Regions from separate parts of the Homo sapiens genome. Here region 1 is linked to region 2. A link is a loop called in an ENCODE intact Hi-C map of the cell type or tissue named here. Cell type or tissue: CD4-positive, alpha-beta T cell. All regions are shown on one strand. Region 1 has its middle 15 kb from the start of PRKAR1A. Region 2 overlaps WIPI1 (WD repeat domain, phosphoinositide interacting 1).

Region 1 (8,000 bases), 54 kb after region 2:
GCAAACCACCATGGCACACGTTTACCTATGGAACAAACCTACACATCCTGCCCATGTACCCCTGAACTTAAAAGTTGAAGGGAAAAGAAAGCTTTAGAGCAGGAACAAAAGGAAGGAAAATACACTTGGAAGAGGGCCAAGCAGGCAACTTGAAAGGCAAGTGCTGTGTAATATTTTTTAAAAGTTAAGTTGTCCATATAAAAAAATTAAATAGGGAGAAGCTCATGGAATAGCTGATTCCCCCCGCACGTGTTCTTACTTTTTTGCAGCCAAGCCTCGGAGTGGCCACTCCCGGCGCTGTAGCAATCGCTTCCCACTTTGTCTCCTTGCCAAACTATTCTTTGCACTGATGCCAAAGATATTTTTCAACTTGCAATTTTTTTTTTTTTTTGAGACAGAGTCTTGCTCTGTTACCCAGGCTGGAGTGCAGTGGCGTGATCTCGGCTCACTGCAACCTCCGCCTCCTGGGTTCAAGCGATTCTCCTGCTTCAGCCTCCCAAGAAGCTGGGATTACAGGTGCGTGCCACCATGCCCAGGTAATTTTTGTATTTTTAGTAGAGATGCGGTTTCGCCATGTTGGCCAGGCTGGTCTTGAACTCCTGACCTCATGATCTGCCTGCCTTGGCCTCCCAAAGTGCTGGGATTACAGGTGTGAGCCACGGCACCTGGCCCAACACGCAAATTTAATAGTATCTATTTCCTACTTAAAGCCCTTGAGTGGAAAAGCATGAAGATAAATGGAGAATGTGGCAACATCGTCCATCAAAAATTTTGAAAGAAAATTCTTCACAACGTTGTGAATAGTTTCTAGGTGGGAGGATTATGGATGATTTTAATTTTCTTTTTTGTATTTTTCTATATTGAAAATGTTTAAAAATATATAATCAAAAATGCCATTTACTGGCTCCCTGTTCTAGTTGCGGCACATTAAAGACAGCCAAAGAGCTTTAACACTCTTTCCGTTGACGGACTGGGTTTAATTCCCTTCCCCTTGAATCTAGGCTGGCCTAAGTAATTTGTTTGAGTAAGAAAATATGGGCCGAGTGTGGTGGCTCATGCCTGTAATCCCAGCACTTTGGGAGGCTGAGGTGGGTGGATCATTTCAGGTCAGGAGTTCGAGACCAGCCTGGCCAGCATAGAGAAACCTCATCTCTACTACAAAAATACAAAAATTAGCCAGGCATGGTGGTGGGAGCCTGTAATTCCCGCTACTTGGGAGGCTGAGGCATGAGAATCGCTTGAACCCAGGAGTTAGAGGTTGCAATGAGCAAGATGGCACTACTGTACTCCAGCCTGGGAGATAGAGGGAGACTTTGTCTCAAAAAATAAATAAAATAAAATAAAATAGCAGGAGTGCTGTGCTGGGACTTCAAGGGTAAGTTATAAAAAGCCATGCAGCTTTTGCCTGCCTCTCATGGAACATTCTGTCTGGTAGCCCTGACCACTGTGGAAAAGTTGGATACCCTGAGACTTCTGTAATGTAAGTGCCCGGCAAACGGTCTCAGCTGGGCCTGGTATATCAATCCTCCCCACCAAGCAGAAGCCACTTGGTATCCTTCAGACCAGCCCATCCTCCAGGTGAATGCCACCCCTGACCTCAGTCGACACCACATGGAACAGAAGAATCCCCCTAGCTGGGCCTGCCAAATGTCCTGCTCCACAAATGAGATATAATTATTGTTTTAAGCCTTATGTTAACTTGTTAGATAGCCGTAGATAATTGGAATTCTATTAAACAAAGAAAGTCTTCTTAGCAGGGCTAAGATCCTCCTAGATCTGGCCTCTGTCTACCTTCCCTTCCTACTGTACTCTTCTTTATATCTCAGGCTCTTTTTTTTGAGACTGGGTCTTGCTCTGTTTCCCAGACTCGAGTGTAGAATATTTTAGCCTTGAACTCCTGAGCCCAAGAGGTCCTCCCGCTTCAGCCTCCCGAGTAGCTAAGACTACAGATGTGTGCCACCATGCCCTGCTAATTTTTTTAAAAGTTTCTTTTGTAGAAATGGGGTCTCACTATATTTTCCAGGCTGGTTTCAAACTCCTGGCCTCAAGTGATCCTCCCACCTTGGCCTCCCAAAGTGCTGGGGTTACAGGTGAAAGCCATCATACCTGGCCCCAGGCTTCTTCTAGGTTCCTGAACCAACTATAGTCTTTACCTTGGTGCCATTGTCTATACCAGCCTCCTTTTCTTATTTATTCCATTTGCCTGGACTGACGTTCCCATCCTTACTCCATTCCTCTGTCCTCACCTGTCTATCACACCACCAGCTCCTCCATCTCCCTGGTAAATTCTTGTTGAGCTTTCAAAATTTACCTCTGATGGTGCTTCTGGAAAGACTTACTTCTTCCCATACAGGGTTCTATATCTTCTCTGTGCTAATGTTTGTATTGCACGTGCTTCTCTTATTATACTCATTTACTCATCACATACATTGTAGCACATTTGTTCTCATGTCTATTTCTTCTACTTATCTGTGTATTAGTTTCTTTTGATGCTATAACAAATTACAGAAAACTTAGTGCCTTAAAACCATACAAATTTATTATCTGGAATTCTGAACCTTAGAAATCCTAAATGGGTCTCAATAGGCTGAAAGCAAGATGTTGGCAGGGCTGCATCCTTTTCTGAAGGCTCTGGGGGAGAATCTGTTTTCTTGCCTTTTATAGCTTCTAGAGGCAGGCCACATTTCTTGGCTCCTGGTCCCTCTCTGCGTTTCCTTTCCTTTCCTTTCCTTTCCTCTCCTCTCTCCTCTCCTCTCTCCTCTCCTCTCCTCTCCTCTCCTCCCCTCCCCTCCCCTGCGCTCCCCTCCTCTCCCCTCCTCTCCTCTCCTCTCCTTTCTTTCTGATGGAGTCTCACTCTGTCACCCAGGCTGGAGTGCAGTGGCGCTATCTCGGCTCACTGCAACCTCCGCCTCCCGGGGTCAAGCAATTCTCCTGCCTCAGACTCCTGGGTAGCTGGAATTACAGGCGTGTACCACCACGCCTGGCTAATTTTTGTATTTTTTGTACAGATGTGTTTTCATCATGTTGGCCAGGCTGGTCTTGAACTCCTGACCTCAAATGATCCACCTCCCTTGGCCTCCCAAAGTGCTGGGATTACAGGCATGAGCCACTGCGCCCGGCCCTCTCTGCATTTTCAAAGCCAGCAATGGCCAGATGAGTCTTCCTAATGCTGCATCACTCTGATACTAGCTTTCTATCTTCCTCTTCCACATGGAAGGACCCTTGTGATTACACCGGCCACGTCCAGATAATCCAGGACAATCTCTGTATTTTAAGATCATCTGATTAGTAACCTTAAATTCATCTACAATATTAATTCCCATTTGCCATGTACTGTAACACTTCAACATGTTTTTGGGCAGTAGGACGTGGACGTTCTTGCAGGGGTCATCATTTGGCTGACTGCAGTCTGTGAGCTCCTATGGTAAAAAGGCTGTGAACTATGTATCACTCTCCTCGAATGTAGAACAGAAGTCTGCTATGTAGTATATGAGGAAGACATGATATTTGTTCAAATGGAGTTTATATTCTAAAAGAAGGGGTCAACAAATTTGGATCTATCACCTGTTTTTGTACAGCTCTTAAGCTTAGTTTTTACTTTTTTTTTTTTTTTTTTTTTTTTTGAGACAGGGTCTCACTTTGTCACCCAGGCTAGAGTGCAGTGGTGCAAACACAGCTTACTGCACTTGACCTCCTGGGCCCAAGTGATCCTCCTGCCTCAGCCCCACAAATAGCTGGGACTATAGGCACACACCACCATGTCTGGCCCATTTTTGTATTTTTTGTGGAGACAGGGTTTTGCCATGCTGCTCAGGCTGGTCTCGAACTCCTGAGCTCAAGTGATCTGCCTGCCCAGGCCTCCCAAATTTCTGGGATTACAGGCGTGAGCCACTGTGCCTGGCTGTATATTTTTCAGTGGCTAAACAAGCTCGAATGGAGAATGATATTTTGTGACATAAAAATTAGATGAAATTTACTTTAAAGTGTCCATAAGTCAACTTTTATTGGAACACAGCCATGCCCATTCATTTATTTGTTGTCTATGCTGCTTTCACACTATAGTGGTGAAGGTGAGTGGTTGCAACAAAGACCTTATGGCCACAAAGTCTAAAATAATTACCTATTTGACCGTTGACAGAAAAAAAATTGCTAGTCCCCGTTCTAGAGGGAACTTTAGAACTTTCTGTGATTGTGGGAATATGCTGTATCTGGGCTGTCCAATATGGTAGTCACTAGCTACAGCTGGCACTTGAAATGAGGCTAGTACCCCTAAGGAAAAGACTTTTAAGCTTTATTTGATTATAATTAATTTAGATTTGAAGAGCTCCCTGTGGCTAGTGGCTACTGTACTGACAGCCCTAGGAGATGAGATGATAATTATGAAGATGCTGATAAAAATGTGATAATTTACCATGTGCCAAGTGCCGTGCTAAGAGAACAAGGATGATGCTCTTATGATTCTCATTTTACAGATGAAAAAAAACTGAAGCTTAGATGGATCAAGTATGTTGCCCAAGGTTACACAGCCAGAGAGGGGCAAGCTAGAACCCAGGGAGGTTGACTCCTGAGCTGTTGCTCTAACCATTAGGCTATGCTGCCTCACGAAAGACAAGACACATAGACATTGAATTGTAACATGTGAGAGAATATAATGAGTGCTATGAAAGAAGCAACAACAAGGCAGAGAAATAATTAAGGGGAAAAACTTCTGACCAGGGAGGGAAAAGACACCTTCTTCATGGGTGCCAAACTACTTAAGATGGGCTCTAAAATTTGGGCAGGATTTTGATTGACACTTACATGCTTGTAAGCTAGATGGATGCAACCACCTAAACACAGGTGTGATGGGGGAAGTAAAGGGGGGGTTAAGGGATTGGAAAGCAGTCCACTTTGAAAATTCATGCCACACCTTTGCTAGCAAAGGGCCACAAGTTTTCTTGGCAGCTGGTGCACTTCCTCTTTTCTCTCCGTAACGACCATGTAAATGACCTTGCCTTCGTTTTCACTTTGACTGGAAGTTTAGCTTCAAACTTGAGCTTAACTTGAGCAAGAGCAAGGAACCACACAGCTTGAATATTTGAGTTTCTTCTCCTTTCCTCCCCAAAAGCTCAATTTCTGCTCTGATGAGTGTTTTCTCTGGTCTTAATATTTGTTTTTATCCATATTTTAACATCATTTCATTACGTATTTATTTCTTGCAATGCCCCTGGGTCGTTTTGTGAATACGTGTGGGTATAAATGACAGAATAGGTTCTGGTTGTGGGAGGATGTGAACCCAGGGAGATAAATTGGAAAAGATAAGTTGGTGTCAGGCACTGGGTACAGTCAGGGTCAAGGAAGCTGGTGGGTGCTCCTGCCTTTGAGAAATAGCCTGAGCCAGTTAGGTGCCATCCCCATGCCCTTATCTCCTGCAGCCTTGGCTGCAATCCTGGCAGCTCCCCACTCAGTTCTTGGAAACCTGGCAATTGGCCCTAGTTCCATCCCACGCCACTGCCCGCTTGCTTCCTGTGCTGGCTCTGATGTCTGTTGACATCTTCTTCGAGTGTTAACTCCCAAACATCCTCAGTTTCAGTCTTGTTATTGGCATCAGGGGACACACTGGCATCCTACAATCTCTCTAAAGTACAGGCCAATCAGATCCCTCTCCTCTTTAAAGGTCTTCTGTAGCTCTCAGGTGGAAGTCCAAGTTCAGTAGCTTTGCTTAGGGTCCTCGTTCACACCCCAGCTCTGCCTCTTCCTCACTACATGACTTGGGCAAGTTGTGTAACTTCTGTATGCCGGAGTTTCCTTATCTGTAAAATAGGAACAACAATAGTACGTACCTCAAAAGGTGCTGTGAGGGTAGGGTGTGGGAATCTATGTGAAACCTCACAACGGTTCCAGGCACAGAAGATCTCTCCATGTGTTATTGTCACTGTCATGAGCTCTTCAGACTCACCTCTTGCCAATGCCCTTCACACAGTTTCTGGCTTCACATCCAGTGGAATTACTTGTAGTTTCCTAAATGTCCTCCAGCCTGAATTTGCTCATCTTTGGGTGTTCTGCACATTTCCTCTGCTGGAAAGTGTTCCTTCTCCCTCTTAACCTATTCTTCCTCATTCTTCTTATATCAGAGAGCAGGGATGTCATGGAAGTAGAAGGGAGGAAAAGAGAGAGAGAGAGAGAGAGAGAGAGAGAGAGAGAGAGGAGGGATATAAGTAAGCAAGACAAACTCAGCAACAAGGGATGAGAAAATATTCAGAAATTGGGTGCTGATTTGCATTCCAGAATCCAAATCTAGGAGCAGGCAGGGCTGGGACAGCAAGCCAGGCTTCCGACCAGATGGGCTATCCATCAGGGTTGCTTACTACAGCTCACTAATGACCATTATTAAGACCATTGCATGTAAAATGTTTATTTCAAGGTGGAAAATGCACGTTGGGTTTCTCAGAATAGGTGTTGGAATTTCTACTACAATTTTCTTCAGTATACAGAGGAGAATTGCTTGTGTTGGTCCTCTAGAGTTAAGATTGCCACCGTGCTATAGAGTAATGAGTTGTAAGTGGTGGCCACTGATCACAGCTCTTTGCTGTGGGCTGCCACCCCAGCCAGTGGTGTAGGTGAATCAGCGTTGGTCAAAGTATGGCCAGCCAGCCCAGGCTCGCCATGCAGTTACGACTTTTGACTAACTGACCACAGTCACTCTTTCATGGCCTTCCCTTCTTGGATGACATGAAGACCATACATTAACTAACAGGTCACTTCCTAATCATCCAAACAGGAACCTAGAGATTTTTATACCCAGGACAGGATATGGGACATATATCAGCCAGAGTTCTTATTTGCAAACAAAGAAACATAACCTAGGTGATCTAAGTAGAATCAGAATTTATTGATTATATACTGGATGACTCACAGACTTCTGAGAAGGTTTGAGAACAAGGCTTGAGGGCTGTACCAATTGGAAACAGTTCTCAAAATCACACTGATATGGTTTGGCTGTGTCCCCACCCAAATCTCATCTTGAATTGTAGCTCCCATAATTCCCACGTGTGTGGGAGGGACCAGGTGGGAGATAATTGAATCATGGGGGCGGTTCCCCCATACTATTCTTGAGGTAGTGAATAAGTCTCACGAGATCTGATGGTTTTATAAGGGGAAACCCCTTTCACTTTGTTCTCATTTTCTCTCTTGTCTGCCTCCATGTAAGACATGCCTTTTGCCTTCCGCCATGATTGTGAGGCCTCCCAGCCACATGGAACTGTGAGTCCATTAAACTTCTCTTCCTTTGTAAATCACCCAGTCTCGAGTATTTTTTTTTTTTTTTTGAGATGGAGTTATTTTGCTCTTGTTGCCCAGGCTGGAGTGCAATGGCGCGATTTTGGCTCACTGCAACGTACACCACCTGGGTTCAAGTGATTCTCCTGCCTCAGCCTCCTGAGTAGCTGGGATTACAGGTGCCCACCACCACGCCCGGCTAATTTTTTTTCTATTTTTAGTAGAGATGGGGTTTTACCATGTTGGTTAGGCTGGTCTTGAACTCCTGACCTCAGCTTATCCACCCTCCTTGGCCTCCCAAAGTGCTGAGATTACAGGCATGAGCCACGGCGCCCGGCCTCAGGTATAACTTTATCAGCAGCATGAAAATGGACAAATATACACACCGTGAAAGTGCTCAGGTAAGGACACTATTGAGGATTTGTTCCCTGAGATGTGAGTAGAAAAGCAGTTAATGGAAACAACGCAGTTTTCACATTCTGTATATTTTCCCTGTGCCTTTTGATACAAGTTCCAAAGGAACATTTAACAGCATGACAGCTTCCTGTTTATTTATTCTCTCATCTCTTACTGGTTGGTCAATGCACATAAGTCCATGTGGAGAGAGCTCGGAGCATACTCCTCCTTGACGGTGGATCAGAAGTGTCATCTTGGTTTCCAGTATCCTGCCTGAGCTGTGAATTGCCCTGACTCTTCATTTCTCACTCTGACTCTCTGCAGCATCTGTCTGCTTCTCAGAACAC
Region 2 (8,000 bases):
GGGGGCATAGGGAGTGATGGCTTAGAGGTACAAGGTTTGGGGCGATGAAAATGCTCTAAAATTAATTGTGGTGATGGTTACACAATTCCGTGAATATACCAAAAGCTATTGAACCATGCATTTTAAACGGGTGAATTGTATAGGATGTGAATTTTATCTCAAAAAAGATTTTCAAATTTTATTTTAAGGCATGTTTCAGGAATATTTATCTGGTTAGAGATAGGCTGAGGACATGAGTTCAAGACTGAGGTCTGCTATGTACTGTGAAACTCTGGCCGAGTTATTTGCTGCTCTTTCAGGCCTGTTTCCTGTCTGTGAAATGAAGGCTACCGTGATATAGAGGTCTTTCCAGATTTAACACTTCAAGATGCCAAGCCTTCGTTTCTTACTTCTTCCCTCTGAAAATACTGGGCGTGTCTTTGTGGCAGAGAGAGCTAAGCAGTCTTGGAGCAGAAGCCTTGGACGCATACCTCCAGCTGTGCTTCAGAGTCTTATGTTAAAACATAAATATTCCCAGAAGGGAAGAAACGTTTAAACTTTCTAAGCTAATATTGAACTTTCTGCAATACCTATTATAGAACTGGTTGACACTAGATGCTAACAAGAAAGGGACAAAGGATAAGAGTGAGGGCAGGCATACTCTGACACATACCACTTATTTGACAGTTTTGCCTCCAGGCTCGCACCTCTACCAATCCATCTGAATTTAGACAAGGAATCCTGCCTTCCTACCCTTACAGACTTAATGAAGGTCCCCAGAAAAGCCTACTGTGACTTCCCTATGGCCCAAGTGTCAGAAAAATCCAACGAGCCACACGAATGTATCTTCGTATCTTGGGAACCACCCAAGGCAAGCAAGAAGAGTTTTCCTTAGCTTGGCTATTGCCATTCTGCCAGTCTCCTCTTTCTGTTACAGGTGTTACACAAAGCCTTTTTAAGGAAGGATATGGGCTTTAAAAATATTATTGTATAATATAAAAGTGATGGTGTAGAACATTTGCAAAGCCTAGAAAATATAAGGAGAAAAAAAATCACCCACAATTCTAAAACCCAGAGGCTTTTCACTGTTCTGAACATCTGAGCATATTTTCTTCCAGTCTTTTTTCTACCTAGGAATGAGGTTCTGATGGGGCTTTTGGATGTGTTATAGCTTGACACATATTTTCATAAGTCACTGGCAGCTATAATTCCACTGTAATTGTTTGGCTGTAATTCTTCTACAGCTGGAAAAGAAGTGCCTGCTCTCAACTCAAGAACCAATGGCATCATCAGTGGAATTCAAAGGAAGTCCCATGATTCTAAATGATTCTCATCTTGGTATTTAAAGTATTGCATGTCAAACTTTAGGTAAGTTAACAGTGATTTATAAAATGCAGTTCCCTCTGAGTTGATTAATGTCTCAGGTTACGCTTTCCGATTTTCAAAAATAGAAAGACATCTTCTTTGTACAGCAAATGCCCTATGCTCCTACAAAAGGGAAGCATTTATACCACTTTTATTAGCATTTTCAAACAAGAAAGAGGTCTTGCTGGGGAAGAAACCATGAACTGTTCAATGATCTGCATTGCTGTGTGGTATGGAACGCTCCCTCAATATCCCATAAAAGGTGGTCAGCTCTGTGACCACCTCCTCCATACTGGGAGGTCTGCAGTTGGCAGGACTTTCATGGAGATTTCCACCCTTGACTGCTCAGAGCAGACTGCTGTGCTAGCAGGAAATTAACTTCGAGCCCCTGTCTGGCCAAGCTCTTTAAAGGAAACAGCCTGCAATCTCTGACACAACAGGAACGGGCATGACACAAACAGACAGAAAGAAGGAAATTTACAGCTGCGTTAGATACCAAGTGTGAGGCAACAGGCGAACTCTGTATAGCTAATTTACTTGTAGTTTATGAAGTCAAAATGCATTCAGGATTTGTGTGCTGAAGACAATTAGACGAGTGATTGTGTCTTCCTTCTGTACCCAGCAAGGATTTATAAAATCAACAGTCACAGTTTCCATCTTATTTCTTTGTTCAGAAAATAAACTAGAGGATGAGAACAGATAAGGCGACTCCTGGCCTCTGGGGAATGTATAATTGGCAGGGCGGAGTCCTCTGAAGGTTCCCGAGTGAGGACCTGGTCATGTCACTGAAGCGCAGCTCTGACCTGTGCAAGGCTGTCCTATGGGACAGAGAGGGCTGCGGAGTGAGTCTGACTGCCCGCATGGACAGGGCGGACCCACCTTTGCCCACCCAGGCCACAACCTCAGGTAACGCTCTCCGTGGCAACTCTGGGGGCTAAAAATGATCATCTCCATTTTACTGCAGTAGAAAGGGAGCTCAGGAGAAGTTGAGGTGATAATTATAAACGTGAGCATTTAAAACACCTTGGGCTATATCTCCAAAGAACATCAGAGGTCTAAAAAGACACAGTTTGCTCCTGGTCTTTCAGAAGAAATACTCAACCTATCCCTGGATCCTTTCATAAGGAGGCATTCTTTTATCTGAGACAGAGGAAGTCTCTGCTATTGTTTCTCATTTTTCTTGAGATAAAATCGATTCCCTTTACAAACAATATACACTGTCTCTAACAGGGAACACAAATAGCCCTGCACTTTTAAACCTTATTTTCTCTCTGTTTAAGCTGCAGAAAGTAAGGCAACCAGTGAGTTTTCTGAACTACAGAAAAACAACTATATTTGCTAAAAAATAAGAGTAAATGGTGGCTAAGTATGCTGACTCATGCCTATAATTCCAGCACTTTGGGAGGCCAAGGCGGGCGGATCACTTGAGGACAGGAGTTCAAGACCAGCCTGGCCAACATGGTGAAATCCTATCTCTACTAAAAATACAAAAAATTAGCTGGGTGTGGTGGTAGGCACCTGTAGTCCCAGCTACTCAGGAGGCTGAGGAATGAGAATCACTTGAATCCGGGAGGCGAAGGTTGCAGTGAGCTGAGATTGCACCACCTCACTCCAGCCTGGGCAACAGAGTGAGACTGTGTCTCAAAAAAAAAAAAAAAAAAAGGAGAAACATCTGTTTGCAAGGGAGGGTGCTCAGTCCTGAAGCAACCCTGTCCTCTGGGGGTCAAGTGTGCAACAGGTGTGAGGAGTAAGTGGCATTTACTGTCCACTCCCCTCTCTTCAGAGAAACTGAGAGCCACAGGCAGCTTCTAGCTTTCTGCATGCCCGATGTCCCTCCCCAAATCCCTGAAGGCCCAGCTCAGGCCCTGCCAGCCTCAAGCTCTATGCAGATTCAGGGGCCTCTCATTCCTGATCAGAAGAGCACATGCTCCCTTCAACTGTGTCCGCACCCCAGAGTTAAACATGGTTCCACCCCTGCCAAAGGCTGCTGGCGCACCTGTCTCAGACCACCTCAGACAGACTGTTGAAGGGAACTCGTGACAACTAGATTTTGGGCTCCTGGTATGAGGTTGCCTAATGGTGCCTACTATGGTGCCAAGCACAAAGAATGTCTGCAATAGATACTTGTCCAGATGATTTCAGCCTCTCATTTCTAAGGGAAAAACTTACCACCCACAGCTTCTTCACGTACCGTCTTCCATTTCAGAAAATGTGCTTCAAAGTCATTATCTCACAGAACTCCCTAACAGCCTCAATGGCTTTGTTCTTTTATTTATTTATTTATTTTTAATTTATTCATTGTTTTTTGAGACAGAGTCTCGATCTGTTGCCCAGGCTGGAGTGCAGTGGTGCGATCTCAGCTCACTGAAGCCTCCGCCTCCTGGGTTCAAGTAATTTTCCTGTCTCAACCTCCCAAGTAGCTGGGATTACAGGCACTCGCCACCATGCTCAGCTAATTTTTGTATTTTTTTGGTAGAGACAGGGTTTCTTCATGTTGGTCAGGCTGGTCTTGAACTCCTAACCTCAGGTGATCCACCCGCCTCGGCCTCCCAATGTGCTGCGATTATAGGTGTGAGCCACCGCACCCGGCTAGCTTTGTTCTTTTAAAATATCCTTTTGCCATAGCTGAAATGTGAAAGCACTGAAATCAACAGCCAAGGGCCATTTATAGAATTGGAATGAAGAGAAGGCATCAGAAGTATTTCATGCATGGCAGTTCCTGTGCTGGTCACTTTCACAAACATTACCTTGTTTAATTCTCAGCCAACCCTGGGAGATGGGTATTATTCATAAGGGAACCAAGGTTCAAAAAGTCTAGGTGACTTGGATGGCACCCAGATAGATCTTGAAATTCAGTGAAAGCCAAATAACTCAGAAACAGCAAATAGAAGCAGTTGTTCAATGATACTAAACTGAAATATAATAGAAGCAGTTGTTCAATGATACCAAACTGAAATATAATCTGCAAATATTAATCTGGAGTCATTAAATGTACAAGTTGTTCCAGTGTGCTGACTCCTCACCCCACCACACAATGAAGGAATTCTTTCTTGTTTACTCCTAGCTTGATGAATTCATATAATGTCATCTGCTATTTCAATATAACAAATCCAAACCATTCCTCTTCTTATACACCAGGAATGTATTAAATAGTGTTAAATCCCGAGAATTCAGTAAGGTTTAATATCCTAGCATATCGTCGAAGTAGAGAGATTTCTTTGTCATGTAATAAAACATATTCTTTATGGTTCAGATTGTCTTTTTGCTGGCCATGCAGACACGCCAAGTTGAAACCTGCTTCTAATTATCACGCCTACTCTGTACTGAACGAACCACAAAAAACAATTAGGGGTAAACACTTTTCAACAGCAGATGCTTGAAATCTTTTACATGTCTACCTTACGTGCCTTGACACATTTGCTGATATGGGTCCCAGACAAAGGGTGTTGTTATTCTTGGACTGCAATGAAGGGCACACAGCCCCCCTGCAGGACACACAGCCTGACATAATTTGAATCTGCCGCCATTAAGACAAAGCTTCGAGATAAACCTCACTAAGACTCAAAAAGCAAACACTGCTTCACGTTCGCAATTTGGAGGAAAATAAAGCTTGGGAAAGAAGCACCAGGACATGAAATTTCAGGGACATTTGTTCCATTTTTGGAGCTCACCTGTTGGGTTTGCAGGAATATCCAGGAGGGTCTTCAACAGCTTCATGTCTTTAATGTTGTGAATATAAATGGACTCTTCTAGGCAAACCAGCAGCCTCTGTAATCACACAGACTTATCAGTCTACCGAACCGTTCCTTACAAAGACCCTGACCAAATCCAAATCATTCATCTTTCATATGAGTCCTAACTTGATTCTAAGCCTAAAGCAGAATTTTGATGATGCATTTTGAAGATTGTGTTTATGGATGTACACACATACACATGTAATCATCCACCTGAACACAAGCATAAAATGCAAGATCTTAAGAAATTTTATTAGAAATTAAGATTGTTTTTACTTCTCTCCTTCCTTCTTCCCTCCCTCCATTCCTCCCTCCCTCTCTTCCTTCTCCTTCTTTCCTTAGAACAGGGATCCTGAACACTTTTTTTTTTTTTTTTTTTTTTTGAGAAGGAGTCTCACTCTGTCACCCAGACTGGAGTGCAGTGGCGCAATCTCAGCTCACTGCAACCTCTGCCTCCAGGGTTCAAACAATTCTCCTGCATCAGCCTCCTGAGTAGCTGGGATTACATGCATGCACCACCACACCTGGCTAATTTTGTATTTTTAGTAGAGACGGGGTTTCACCATGTTGATCAGGCTGGTCTCGAACTCCCGACCTCAGGTGATCTGCCCGCCTCGGCCTCCCAAAGTGCTGGGATGATAGGCCTGAGCCACCGCGTTCAACAGGACTTCTGAACACTTTCTGATCAGACCCCCTGTGCCATGTAAGACAATTTCATGTGCCTTCTGTAGTTTCCACTGCCATCTAACAGGCTGCCTTTCAGTGTTTATAGCACAGGTCTCCCTCCTATATAAAAATGGGTTTCTTTGCTTTCTCTCCATCACCAAATCTTAGGTTTTACCCCTCTCTGAATAATTACCAGCTCTAACTTATTTCTACTCAGACTCTCCTCCAGGCCTGCTTTTGGGCCGCTGTCTGAGCCCTGGCAAAGGGAAAAGGAGAAGGGCTTCGGCCCCATTTGAACACCCCAGTGCCCCACGTCCCCACTGTTCCTTCCTGGGCTCCTCTCTCTGGTGCTTGCTCTCCCCACTGCTGCCAGACCCTTCTCTTCCTCTCCACATGAAAGCTTGTCAGGTTCAGAGCCTCTTCCCAATGGCTGTGCTCTCAGCTAAGTGAAAACAGGCCACAGGGTTGATGTATCGGGTGTTTAAAGGAATATAACGCATAGCCCAGTACAAGGGCAGACATCGGTGCTGGTGAGGAGGTGTCAGGAAGGCATTTCTGGTTGGGCAGCTCCTCGCACATCTGAGCAGCTGCCGACCACCCCTGCACATGCCTGACTTGGCTCCCCTCAGGCCAGTGTTTCTTAGACCTGGATGCCCAAGGAGCTGCCCAAGGAGCAAGCCCTGGGCTCTCCCCGGAGATTCTGGTTTGGGAAGTTTTTAGACGAATACCAGGTGATTGCGATGCACACTGAGGCTCAAGAACCACTGGTCTCAGCCAGCTCCTTTTATTCCAGGGAACATCAGCTAGAAGGGAAGGTACCAAAAAATACCACACAAAAGAGGCAGGCTCTGCTCCTGGGAAAAGCCTGCCCTGCTATTCCCCAAGGAAGACTATCCATGGCTCAGAATGATGAAGGTCATCAGTGTTAACCAAGCAGAAAAATAAAATTTAAACACATTTCTCAATTTTTTTTTTTTCAGACAGGGTCTCGTTCTGTCACCCAGGCTGCAGTGCAGTGGCAGGATTACAGATCACTGTAGCCTCAACCTCTGGGGCTCAGTCCATTTTCCCACCCCAGCCTCTCGGGTGGCAGGGACTACAGGTGTGCGCCACCATGCCTGGCTAATTTTTTGGTATTTTTTGTAGAGACCCGGGTTTCACTATGTTGTCCAGGTTAGTCTACCTCCTGAGCTCAAGAGCTCCTCCTGCCTCGGCCTCCCAAAGTGCTGGGATTACAAGCATGAGCTACTGTGCCCAGCCCTTTCTCAGTTTTACCTAAGGCTCTGTCGTAGGTCTGAGACTGGGGACTGAGGGTTAAAAAAATTCTAACAGGTTCTCAAAATTGATGATAAATATGAGTGTTCCTCTGTGAAATATTCTCTGACTTATCCAATCACTGTGCCTTTTGCCAGCACATGCCGTGGTTAGAACTACGTGGTTCTATGCTTCCTTCTGTTCAGAGGTTTCTGATATCCTCTTGTGTCCCCTCCCAGCCCCACACCCAATCCCTGGGATAGCGGGGCCTTGACATATGCCTCTCCTAGAAACAGCATCTACATCTAGCCCATCTGATCTGATCTGCATTTTTTTCCCAAGAGCTCTGATGGCACCATCTGCTCTGCGGCTCACTCAGCTGAATTTCAGGTCACCCTCATGCTGGCTGCAGATAAGACTAAACGCAGAGGGAAACAGAGAGAAAACACTGGGAGGGAACGAGGATGCACTCTTAGTTCGTGTGAGAGCATGCTTCTGGGGTGGGCACGATGCTGCTGATTGCTTTTTTAACTATCAGTTTTCAGCCCCCGCAGAACCATGGTCTTGCCTTCAACTCAGCTCCTTGTCTGTTGCTTTGAATTTCATCTACTTTTCTAGGTTTTATAAGCAATAACTCCTTTTATCAATTACAAAATATTTATAGCATCTGCCCTAGAACACCACAGATTTGGCCTCAGAGGCTTCGAGCCAATCAGCCTCCATCTGGATAGCAAGGGCCCCTGGGAGGAGACTGCAAAAGAACTGTAAAAGTATGCAAATCTAAATACATCATACAGCTGTCTTGATTCCATAAAATATATTTCCTCAGTTCAATACAAGAGAAATAACATTAACTAAAAATGAAACATATGACAATTCCTAAGTGTTCTTCTTTTTTAAATTTTTAAATTTTTATTTTTTATAGAGACAGGGTCTTGCTGTGTCACCTAGGCTGGAATGCAGCAGCGTGATCATAGCTCACTGCAGCCTTCAACTCTTGGG

Evidence for each region. A loop is a pair of places that touch in the nucleus more often than their neighbours do. Peaks named below come from ENCODE experiments on the same cell type or tissue, not always from the same donor. Only the 100,000 strongest peaks of a DNase experiment are listed, where the experiment ranks them.
Region 1: a loop joins it to region 2, with 5 times the contacts of the local background. A loop is called at or near these places in 2 of 110 quality-filtered maps.

The regions. Positions count from the first base shown.
Region 1 is chr17:68,493,221-68,501,220 of GRCh38, forward strand. It overlaps a transcript of PRKAR1A not described here. Among named protein-coding and RNA genes, the nearest start is that of PRKAR1A, 15 kb to the right of the region's middle. RefSeq lists a silencer at 5,327-5,510. In CD4-positive, alpha-beta T cell, no CTCF peak of the experiment used is centred here; a DNase peak (open chromatin) is centred at 4,971; H3K4me3 peaks cover 478 bases.
Region 2 is chr17:68,439,478-68,447,477 of GRCh38, forward strand. WIPI1 (WD repeat domain, phosphoinositide interacting 1) reads right to left here. Exons shown (of 13, transcript NM_017983.7): 4 at 5,016-5,112. It also overlaps a transcript of ARSG not described here and a transcript of PRKAR1A not described here. Among named protein-coding and RNA genes, the nearest start is that of WIPI1, 14 kb to the right of the region's middle. In CD4-positive, alpha-beta T cell, no CTCF peak of the experiment used is centred here; no DNase peak of the experiment used is centred here; H3K27ac peaks cover 794 bases.